Linked DNA regions of Homo sapiens: regions 1 and 2 are each linked to region 3. The links are chromatin contacts, found by Hi-C in ENCODE. All regions are on one chromosome and are shown on one strand. The core of a region is the stretch at or near the end of the contact, and the rest is flanking DNA. Distances in the headings are between cores, read along the strand shown.

Region 1 (3,554 bases), core at 820-3,319, 430 kb after region 3:
GTTTTCTTTTTTTTTAATTTAAATTTTTTTTTTTTTTGAGAAGGAGTCTCACTCTGTCACCCAGGCTGGAGTGCAGTGACGCAATCTCGGCTCACTGCAACCGCCACCTCCCGGGTTCAAGTGATTCTTCTGCCTCAGCCTCCCGAGTAACTGGGATTACAGGCACCCACCACCATGCCTGGCTAATTTTTGTATTTTTAGTGGAGATAGAGTTTCATCATGTTGGCCAGACTGGTCTCAAGCAATCAGCCTGCCTTGGCCCCGCCAAGAGCTGAGATTACAGGCAATGAGCCACCATGCCCGGCCTAGATGTTTAGTTTTAATTTGTGGTACTTAAATGAGGAACAGTATTATCAAAATTAGAAAAAGAATAATAAGTGAAAGACATCGTCTGTTCTTTTATTTTCTAATTATGTATTTATGAAAGCTGTAAGTTCTGTATTAACTTGTGACTTTTTTGTAATAAGATAGTAATTACAGGAATTTTAGAAAATACAGAAAAAGAAAGAAGAAAGAAAAACTTATCTATAAGCCAACCACTCAGATTACCATTCTGAGCAATCAAGTGAGCATTTCTTTCCAGTGCCATGCCCAGGCACGTGTGCTCATGTATACATGTGTGTACACACAAAAACACAACTCTAATCTTAATGTACACATAGTTTTAGATTCTGTTTCTCCCCACTTTGTATTAAGCTATATTTTCTGATGTGATAAATATAATATTGTGAGCATTTCCATGTGTCTGAGAACACGACCTTAAAGAGTTAAACAGCATTCCACCATGTGGTTGCGGCTAGCCTTCTTTTAAACATGGTTTAAGTTTACTGCATGCAGATGAAAGGCACTGGCTGCCTATCAGGGACACCGATGTCTTCTAAAGCCACTGGATGCTTTAGACTTTCTCACACTTCCCCTGGCCACCAGAGCTCAACCCTGGAGAGCATCTGGGGATGGGAGAAGGGTTGGTCAGTATCTTAAGTCCATTCAACCTTGACCTCTCTGGAGCAGTCAGTGCCGGCTGGGTTGGTGGTTTAAACAACATGAACACTTGCCTCCTGAAATGGACTCGAGTTAATCTGATCTGAGGAGGCCATCAAGAAATCCATATCAAAGTTCTTAGAATTTGATTTCATTAAAATCATAAAAGATAAAGATTTAATTGTGAAAACCTAGTTTTCTTCTTTGCAAATCACAGCCCCTGTGTTACCACTGATGTCCAACTGTGCTTCCAGGACAAGCTGAAGAGAGATTGGACTCAATTGTCCATCAAACAAGCTGGTGCCAGGCTGGCACCATCAGCCTGCTCCGCCAGCTGGCTCTCCCACGGACCTAGCTGGAAGGAGATGGCCTGGCCTACTGTACACATGCAGTGTGGCACTAACATTCATCCTTACCTTTCAGACCAATTTTAAGTTACTGGTCCACCCCTGGTAAATGTCTCAGAGGGTTCATGCCGACACTGAACATAGGAGAGGAGAGAATTTAAAAAGAAAAAAACAAAACAAAACAAAAAAACAAAAAAAACAAAACACAAAAGTGGCATTACTTATCACCCCATTTCCCAGTGTCCACCCCCAACCCACCCCAGTCAGTGGTGGGTGAGAAACACGCTTCAGGGTTGGTAGAGATCTCAAACTGTGATAAGCTGCACTTGCCTGTTGCTAGGAAACGGTGCATGGCCAGGAGGAGCTGTGGTGATATTTTAACCTTCATCTCACTGTCTGTCTGCTTAAAGGCAGAAAAATCTTGCTTTCGTTCCCGGTGAGCCACTTTCTTTTTCGTTCTGTTGTCAGCTAAGGGAGGAATTAAAAGAGAGAAAAAAAAAGAAATGCATCCCATGAGATGAGGGCTCTTTTTGAATGAAAAAGACAAAATATATTGGAAGAGCTGGACTGTATTTCCAGATGCAGGCGCTCTATGCACAGATGCCACGGGGAAGGAGGGAGGGAGAGCCAGATCCTCATCAAATCAGCACGGCGGCCTGGGCACCACGCAGTCCGCAGCGAGTGACCGCAGGCAGCCTGATTAGTGAATGTACTTCAGGAAGGTCTGTAGAGGGCCCTTGTGAGCACAGCATCAGGCAAATGCTGACAGAGCCTCTCACAAGACCCACAGAAGCACACAGCAACAGGGCGCGCAGCCTGGAGTGCACAGTCCACTGTTGCTCAATGTCACCATCCTCCAGCAAAGGACCACCACTGTGTACACACAAGGGAGGAGTGTCCCTGCCTGTAAGAGGCCCCTTCCCTCTGCTGAAAGACAACACACAAACAAAACCCCCTTAAGAAACAAACATGAATGCTTTCGCAGAGCAGTGTTTTAATAATATGTTTGCTTCACTGCTACTCCAGACCATGAGATCCTCAAGGTCAAGCAGATACGAATGGGATCCGGACAGAGGTCTGCGAACTTCCTCCGAAAAGGGCCAGAGAGTCAATATTTTAGGCTATGTGGGTCTACATAGTCTCCACACTGCTGTTTAGAAAAATGAAGGAGCATGGCTGTTTTCCAATCAAACTTTCTTTATGAACACTGCAATTTGAATTGCATATAATTTTTGCATGTCACAAAGTAATTGTTCTTCTTTTGGTTTCTTTTCTTTTCTTAAGACAGGCTCTTGCTCTATTGCCCAGGCTGGAGTACAGCAGCACAATCGCAGCTCACTGCAGCCTCAACTCCAAGGCTCAAGTGATCCTCTCACCTCTGCCTCCCAAGTAGCTGGGACTGCAGGTGTGTGCCACCACGCCCAGCTAATTTTAAAATTTTTTTTGTAGAGACAGAGTCTCACTATGTTACCCAGGCTGGTATTGAACTCCTGGGCTCAAGCAATCCTCCTGCCTCAGCCTCCCAAAGTGCTGGGATTACAGACATGAGCCACCATGCTTAGCCATTTTGCAACAATTTTAAGATGTGAAAAGACACTCTTAGCTTGCAGGTCACCAGAAGCAGAGTGCAGGCACCCATGGGCTTTGGTTTACCAGTTCCTGACCTGGAAGGTAACTCCTGCAAAACCATCTTTCAAGTATTTTTCTAGACAAATTAATGATCAAGAAAAAACGAGCTTAAAGACAAGACCCCAATTGCTTGCTCCTTCCCAAGGACTGAGTCACTGCATTATTGTTTCTTGCATAAAGCAAAACAGATTGATTACTAGGCTTTTCCTGAGAAGGCGACTGCAACTTCCACTTTCTGTCTGTCTCAATTCTTTTGAGAACCAGACAGTAGAAATCAATACAGAATTTAAAAATAATTTTCTAATGGCAACAGCTGTCACTCCCAATCTCTATCCAGATCAAGAATATACCTGAAATCGGCCAGGCACGGTGACGCCTATAATCCCAGCACTTTGGAAGGCCAAGGCAGGTGGATCACTTGAGGTCAGGAGTTCGAGACCAGCCTGAACAACATGGTGAAACCTTGTCTCTACTAAAAATACAAAAATTAGCCAGGTGTGATGGCGGGTGCCTGTAATCCCAGCTACTCAGGAGGCTGAGGCAGGAGACTCCCTTGAACCCAGGAGGCGGAGGTTGCAGTGAGGTGAGATTGCACCA
Region 2 (3,776 bases), core at 403-2,902, 380 kb after region 3:
ACTGTGGTTATATAAGATGTTAATATTAAGGGAAACTGGAGGAAGAATATATGGGAACTCTTTATTTTCACAGCTTTTCTATAAGTCTAGAACTGTTTTAGAATAAAAATTAAACACACATAGTGCCCCAAGATGACATACTTCTTTCTTTTCCTACAGAGTAAAAGTAGCAGAATACAGTATTTTCTCAAAGTACTGTGGTAAAGATTTCTTGTTTTCAGTTTTTGTGCTTCCTATTTTCACCCACCTCCCTTATTTCAAGAAAGAACACTGAATGGGGAGGGTCCGGGAGAATTTGAGTGAAGGAATCTATTTGCTATGCGAGAAGGAAAAGATATTTTTCTTTCCAGGCACATGAGGGGTTAGAATTTCCTCATTTAAGCGCACGTGGGTGTGGGTATTTCTAGGTAGCATCTGCACATGTCATTTCATTCTGCAAGGTGTTTTATAAAACCATAGTGTACACACTGAAAGCCATATCTAATAATCTCTATGTAGAGCATGTTTAAATCAGCTTCTGCTGACCTTTAACACACCTCACATACTTCAAGAAATCTCAAGGTAATTTAAACTCTTTCCTGAGGCAGACATCATGAGGAAGGTAGAGATATGTTGTTAACAGCCATATAACCCCTATAAATATGTGTATAATTTTACATGTAAATCTATTACATACACTGTGTATACTACATATGTTAATACTTTATTCATTTATAGTGATAATGTGGGCTTTTAAGTGCAAAATTCTGAAATCAGCTAACCCTTAAAAGGTTCCCCCATTCCTGTTGTGGACAGAAATCCAGTATTTGACAACTCCAAAGTGTAAAGATAAAAATGTTTTCGTGTTTCACTCATTATCCAATTACATTTCAGGGAAAACTGCCTTTGCTTCTGAGCCGGATGAAGGAAGTAGGGAAAGTATTTCTTGCTACCAACAGTGACTATAAATATACAGATGTAAGTGCTTCATGTGTATATTTATTTATGCAGTGGAATTATTTTGGCCTAAAGAACTGTGAAGACAATGAGGAAGATAGAAGTTTATTAAGTGAAAATAGTTTCTTGCCTTCTCATTTTCAAAGAGTAAAAAGGCAAAAATATACAGGATAACAGTGGTTCTCAAATTTTTCTAGAAATTTATTTTAACCATTTTCACTGATTATAATTGGCTACTTGAAAATTTTAATCTTGGGGTTATTTAAAACATTTGTAAAGATTAAAATGGCTTTTGTGTCTCTTTGGAGCATCATTTCTATAAACTTGAGCAGTCACACCCCTTATTGATGTGTATGTATGACTTTCCCTGCTGTTGGAAGACCTGCAGCAATAGATGCTGCACAGATGTTTTGGCTCTTAGCTGTCAAAATTTATATATCTTTTTTTTTTTTTTTTTTTTTTTTTTGAGACAGAGTCTCACTCTGTCGCCCAGGCTGGGGTGCAGTGGTGCGATCTCGGCTCACTGCAACCTCTGCCGCCTGGGTTCAAGCAATTCTCCTGCCTCAGCCTCCCAAGTAGCTGGGATTACAGGCACCTGCCACTGCGCCTGGCTAATTTTTTTGTATTTTTAGTAGAGACGAGGTTTTAACATCTTGGACAGGCTGGTCTTGAACTCCTGACCTCGTGATCCACCCACCTTGGCCTCCCAAAGTGCTGGGATTACAGGCGTGAGTCACTGTGCCCAGCCCAAAATTTACTACCTCTTAAAAACAGTTTTTTCCCATGATTAAAGCATGTGGAAAAACTGATCTAACTCCTTAACTTCATCTTACTTTTGCTGAGACACTTAAAAATTTATAGTACTGGCAAGAAGTTCCACTTCCCCCAATTCGCTGTACATGTAAACTTGATTTAGACACCTGGTGATTTGTAGTAAACAGTCTTACATAAACCGTTGGTTTGTTGACTTAGTTGGTCTAGGGATGGCAGTAGCGAAGCCAAGGTGATAGGTTATTTCTGTGTGAGTCATTAGTTTTCTCTATACCCCTACCTCATATGCTCCTTTCCTCCAAATGTGTGTTCAAAAACATCTTCCAGAGGAAGTATGTATCCTCCCTGAGAATGTCAGAAGCCTTTTTTTCTTTTTGGTATATGGTAAAGCATTAATTTCTGGCTTCCACTGCCATGATTTCATAAAATTTAGAGGAAACAAGAATGTGGTGAGTCCTATGTTGAAAAAGACATGTTTTGTGAAAAGCTTGTAATTTCTTTAGGTTATATACCTTTTGCAAAAGTAGTATATGGACCTTATGTTAAATTTTTTTTTCCAGAAAATTATGACTTACCTGTTTGACTTCCCACATGGCCCCAAGGTACCGTATGTGACTCAATAGACCACTGCTTTAATAACAATGAATGCATTTAATCATTCTGGAATATTAAGGGGGAAAGAATTGGTCAGAACCCACCCAGAAAAGTCCTACTTTTTAAGCCTATTGTCTAATCTTCATTAACATTAGAAGTAATCCAGGAGCTAGTAGAATTTAAAATCAAATTGCTAATTTAGAGTCCGCAACTTGAATACTTAATAGACAGAAATAAAAGGGATATTCATGTGATATTTAGTAGGATGGGATCAGAATAATTTTATGCCCAAGAAGTTCTATGCAAAATTAAGTTTGTGTGGCAATGAAAGGAATTTTCAGGTTGTGGATGATATTTGATTAACAGAAACAGAAAATGTATGTGTATTCTTGACAACTTCTAGATTTTGTATTAGTTGTTGCTAAGTTTTTGCCAAGAGAGCACTCAGCCTTGATATTTAGCAGAGAAGTCTTCATTTCTGCAGTACGGCTGCACTTAGGTTTAAGGAATACTCCTTGCAACTTAGTCACATACTTACAGAATTTTAGTCCTAGACTTTAGTGAATAAACATCAGCAAATCCCTGTTTTGAGAACACCTGAAATCACAGTGTGCAGTGCCCTTCAGGTTGGTCTTAAAAGGTTAATGCCAGGGTTCCATTTCAGGATAGTCATGATTTTAATGGGCATAACTCAGTATTGTGATTAGCTTACACTGTGAGCCAAAAGCCAGTGTGTACCTAGAGCCATCATTCTGAGAATGTAACCAGTAAAATTTCCTAATAGTTCCATGTTAGTTTGTATACTTTAGCTCTGATGCCTGCCTCTGTCTTAATCTGTCCCTTGGGTATTGATTTGCATCTCTCCCTAGCTCTTTTGAGCTCCTTTTAGCAAATTTCAGGTGAGCACACTTTCATAAAGTGCTGTAAAATAAGTATTGTAATTTAGTAGTAGATGAAATGATTTAATGTATAGAATGTGTTATTACAGTTATTTATTATTTATATCTTGTCTGCTTCCCAAAGGATATGGCTTATAATACATAGACACAATTTTTTTTTTTTTTTTGAGATGGAGTCTTGCTCTGTTGCCAAGCTGGAGTGCAGTGGCACGATCTCGGCTCACTGCAACCTCCCCCTCCTAGGTTCAAGCGATTCTCGAGCCTCAGCCTCCCAAGTAGCTGGGACTACAGGCGCCCGCCACCACGCCCGGCTAATTTTTGTAGTTTTAGTAGAGACAGGTTTTCACCATGTTGGCCAGGATGGTCTTGATTTCCGGACCTTGTGATCTGCCCGCCTCGGCCTCCCAAAGTACTGGGATTACAGGTGTGAGCCACTGTGCCTGGCTGACACAATACCTTTTTAAAAAATAAAATAGTGGGATCTTCTGGCTATACTTAGTATTTTTATATTCCTTGCATCTGAGTGAGATTAAATAGTAATGCCTTAAGGTAAGGAGTGATGTTTCAACTTTTGCT
Region 3 (3,650 bases), core at 238-2,737:
ACTAAGGCTGAAAGGCACAGATGGAGGATCCCAGCTTCCTCCCTGGCTCTGTCCCCGCCAGGGTATGTGACCTCCAACAGCCCCTCTGGGACTGTACCCACCTGAAGTTGTGGTGGTCCTCCTGGCTTGAAGGGTTTCTCACCCCTGCCCCGCCCTCTCCTCCGCTCAGAGTCAGACTCACAGGGCCACTGGTGGCTCTCCCCATCTTCTCCAGTGCCTCATTTCCCTCACACAGGGAAATCTGTCTCATAGGACCTAGAGTAACGTACAAATATGGAAAATAAAAATACTAAGTGGCCAGGCTCAGTGGCTCATGCCTGTAATCCCAGCACTTTGGAAGGCCAAGGGGGCCAAATCACCTGAGGTCAGGAGTTCGAGACCGGCCTGACCAACATGGCAAAACCCCTGTCTCTACTAAAAATACAAAAATTAGCTGGGCGTGGTGGTGGGTGCCTGTAATCCCAGCTACTTGGAAGCTGAGGCAGGAGAATCACTTGAACCCGGGAGGCAGAGGCTGCAGTGAACCAAGATCGTGCCACTGCACTCCAGCCTGGGTGACAGAACAAGACTCTATCTCATAATAATAATAATAATAAGTAAGACCCAGGTTTCTGTCTGTCTTCATCAGAAGTACAGACCACACAGATGGTTACGAAATTTGCAAGACTTATTTGGGATGATCTGACTTACAATATGGGCCAAGTGACCTTTACAAAATTCGTTTTGCAGGTTTCAGGGGTCCCTCAAACATCTGGGCTGTCATCCTTCGGAGAGACTGGAACTGAGACACAAGGAGAGACCTAGTGATGTGGGAGAGTTAGGAGAAGAAGCAGTGATTTCAAACGCATGCCCCTCACACGGAAGAAGGGCAGGGGGAAAGCCATGCAGGTGTGGGCGTGGCACTTGAGCAGCCTCTCCCATGGGCACCCAGTGGTTAATGCACAATGTTTAGCACGTCGCCCAGGGAGGCCATCCCCTTCCGCTACCCCTTTCATGGCAAATGCTGAAACATCGTTGAAGACTCCTCTCAAGGGTCTCCTCTTCCAGGAAGCCTTCGGTCAGGAATAGGTGCCCCTTCTGGCTCCTCCTAGCCTGAAAGCCAACATGAAATCTCCCTGGGCTGAGCTGAGTCGTCATATTTTGTTGTTGTTGTTGCTGTTGTTTTACTATGCCTGTGAGACAAGTTCAGAGTCATGCTTTTGATCAAGACCAGAAAATATACTACCTTGGCTCCATCAGCATCTTTTCCTCACCACACCCAGAATTTGCCTGTCCCCCGAAGGAAGCTCCAACGGCTGTCAAGCCTGAGCATCCAGACCGTAAAGCAAAGAGAAATGGGCCGGGAGGAATGGAGTGACAGGGCGGGGCCCATTTGCCTAGAGGTGCTTTGGGCTGCCCGGTCACAGAGGGTGACTCACTCCCCCAGACAGGAGGGGAGTGGCACCAGGGGACCATTGGGCTGGGCAGGGGAGCCTTTGTGGTGAGAGCCTGTCCCTGCCTTAAGTGCCTACTGGATCCCGGGAGCCTGGGCTGGGGCCTGGGCACTGCTTCCTCCTTGGCCCCTCAGGCCCTTGGAAGCAGAGAGAGAACCTCTTGCAGATCCCAGGCTCGTCCCCAGCACAGCAGACACCAGGAAGGTGGCCAGAGCCTCACTGAGCCGAACCGACGGCCGCCCACCCACCCAGGCTGGAGCCATGGATAAATTCCGCATGCTCTTCCAGCACTTCCAGTCAAGCTCGGAGTCGGTGATGAATGGCATCTGCCTGCTGCTGGCTGCGGTCACCGTCAAGCTGTACTCCTCCTTTGACTTCAACTGTCCCTGCCTGGTGCACTACAATGCACTCTACGGCCTGGGCCTGCTGCTGACGCCCCCGCTCGCCCTGTTTCTCTGCGGCCTCCTCGCCAACCGGCAGTCTGTGGTGATGGTCGAGGAGTGGCGCCGGCCCGCAGGGCACCGGAGGAAGGACCCAGGCATCATCAGGTGCGGTCCCACACCACTCAGTGACCCATGAGCTTTGCCAGGGGCTCCCCAGCCACCCCACAGGCACTGTCAAGTGCACCCCCAGACCCCAACCATTCTCATTATCAGGGGATTCTCCACCCACCCTACAGGTACTGCCAGGTGCGCCCTCTCCTTTCCCCAACTAGGAATTATCGGCTCACAGAGAGCCACTTGCCAGTTTCCACTCTGGAAACATATTTCTGTTCCTATCGTTTGTCACCTTTCCGTGGCCAGTGCTGTAAACATAGGAATGACACAGGATTCCCAATTACCCAGGCCACTCTAGGGGCTGCGGGAAAACTTCCTCTTTGCCCTCTGAAGCTCTGCTGAAAATCAACTGACAAAAGGCAGATTAATAAGAGAAAAGGCATACAAATTTATTTGATTACCGTTTTATGTGCCACAGAACCTTCAGAATAAAGACCTAAAGATACAGAGGAAATGGTTCATTTTTATGCTTAGGTTCAACAAGGTTTGGATAGCCACGCAGAAATAGAATTGGATTAAAAAAGGGATGAACTGATGTTATAGACGGAGTGGGGAAACTCAGCAAGGCCATCTAGGTTCTTCTTGGCCTCTCTATACAGTGTTCCTTTCTCCCAGACACGGGGCAGGACCCTCTCTAGAAGGGAGTCTTATGATCTACAATGAAACTAGGTAGGTCAGATCATTTCTTTACGGCCAGTTTTCAGACAGAAAGGCGGGGGGAAATTAGAATCATATTTTTAGGTTTTATGGTGGCAGCTTTGGAGAAAAGGAGTTCTGGTTTCTATGACCCACCTTGGGGAAGATGGATTCTAGTTTCTATGGCTAGCCTTGGGGGAAAATAAGGAGCCAGAGATTGGGTGGGGGGGCCAGGCGCGGTGGCTCTCACCCGTAATCCCAGCACTTTGGGAGGTCGAGGCGAGTGGATCACCTGAGGTCAGGAGTTCGAGACCACTCTGGCCAACATGGCAAAACCCCCATCTCTACTAAAAAATATAAAAAATTAGCTGGGCGTGGTGTTGGGCACCTGTGGTCCCAGCTACTCAGGAGGCTGAGGAAGGAGAATCGCTTGAACCTGGGAGGCAGAGGTTGCAGTGAGCTGAAATCGTGCCACTGCACTCCAGCCTGTGCGACAGAGCAAGACTCAAAAAAGACAAAAAAAGAAAAGAAAATGCTAAAGCCACCACTGCCTAGAACATATTTACAGCTCACACTGGGTAGGCCATGCACGCACACACCTGGCACACACCATTGGATGTTTTGTGTACAATCCAATTCAGAAACAACATCTGCATCCGGTGCACCCTCAGCCTCTGTTCCATGTTCTCAGGGATCACATCTCCCTGCAATTCAGCTGTGCAGGGTGGGTCACAGGCACTGGGTGTGTCCTTGGCCTTTTCCTCTGGGGTCCAGTGGGCACAGCTCCACTGGGCTCCTGTCCTGTGGCCAATACCCAGTCGAGGTCACTACAGGCAGGGGCAGAGTTGATCTGGAAAGGCGCCTGAGGCCGGTCAGAGGGTGGGCTCCTGGGATGCCTTGTGGGTAGGGGTGTTAGAGGTGCTGCTTTTGGAGGGTTACTGGGCAGGGCTGTCTTAGCTTAGGCTCTCCTCCAAAAGCAGGCTCTGAAAGAATGTGATAATGAGTGGGCAACTGGGGCTTAATC

What was found. A loop is a pair of places that touch in the nucleus more often than their neighbours do. Pooled maps may share reads with other maps.
Region 1: a map with no recorded cell type shows a loop between it and region 3 (3-fold over the local background). The contact joins the enhancer-like site here to the promoter of CALHM3 in region 3. A Hi-C loop is called at or near these places in 4 of 168 maps with a recorded cell type or tissue (HCT116, MCF 10A and naive thymus-derived CD4-positive, alpha-beta T cell), 10 of 37 single-sample maps with no recorded cell type and 10 of 50 pooled maps.
Region 2: a map of HCT116 shows a loop between it and region 3 (5-fold over the local background). The contact joins the enhancer-like site here to the promoter of CALHM3 in region 3. A Hi-C loop is called at or near these places in 1 of 168 maps with a recorded cell type or tissue (HCT116), 1 of 37 single-sample maps with no recorded cell type and 1 of 50 pooled maps.

The regions. Positions count from the first base shown.
Region 1 is chr10:103,052,571-103,056,124 of GRCh38, reverse strand. CNNM2 (cyclin and CBS domain divalent metal cation transport mediator 2) reads right to left here. Exons shown (of 8, transcript NM_017649.5): 3 at 1,659-1,796. Among named protein-coding and RNA genes, the nearest start is that of CNNM2, 140 kb to the right of the region's middle. Within about 2 kb of position 2,069, at least 22 of the 41 ENCODE cell types and tissues checked have a DNase peak (open chromatin) inside an H3K27ac peak, as active enhancers do.
Region 2 is chr10:103,094,472-103,098,247 of GRCh38, reverse strand. NT5C2 (5'-nucleotidase, cytosolic II) reads left to right here. Exons shown (of 19, transcript NM_001351169.2): 11 at 874-957; 12 at 2,268-2,309. Among named protein-coding and RNA genes, the nearest start is that of NT5C2, 97 kb to the left of the region's middle. Within about 2 kb of position 1,652, at least 2 of the 41 ENCODE cell types and tissues checked have a DNase peak (open chromatin) inside an H3K27ac peak, as active enhancers do.
Region 3 is chr10:103,477,077-103,480,726 of GRCh38, reverse strand. CALHM3 (calcium homeostasis modulator 3) reads left to right here and starts at 1,487. Exons shown (of 3, transcript NM_001129742.2): 1 at 1,487-1,981. The coding sequence starts at 1,695. It overlaps NEURL1-AS1 (NEURL1 antisense RNA 1), which reads left to right. Exons shown (of 4, transcript NR_120675.1): 4 at 730-1,124. RefSeq lists an enhancer at 2,929-3,650.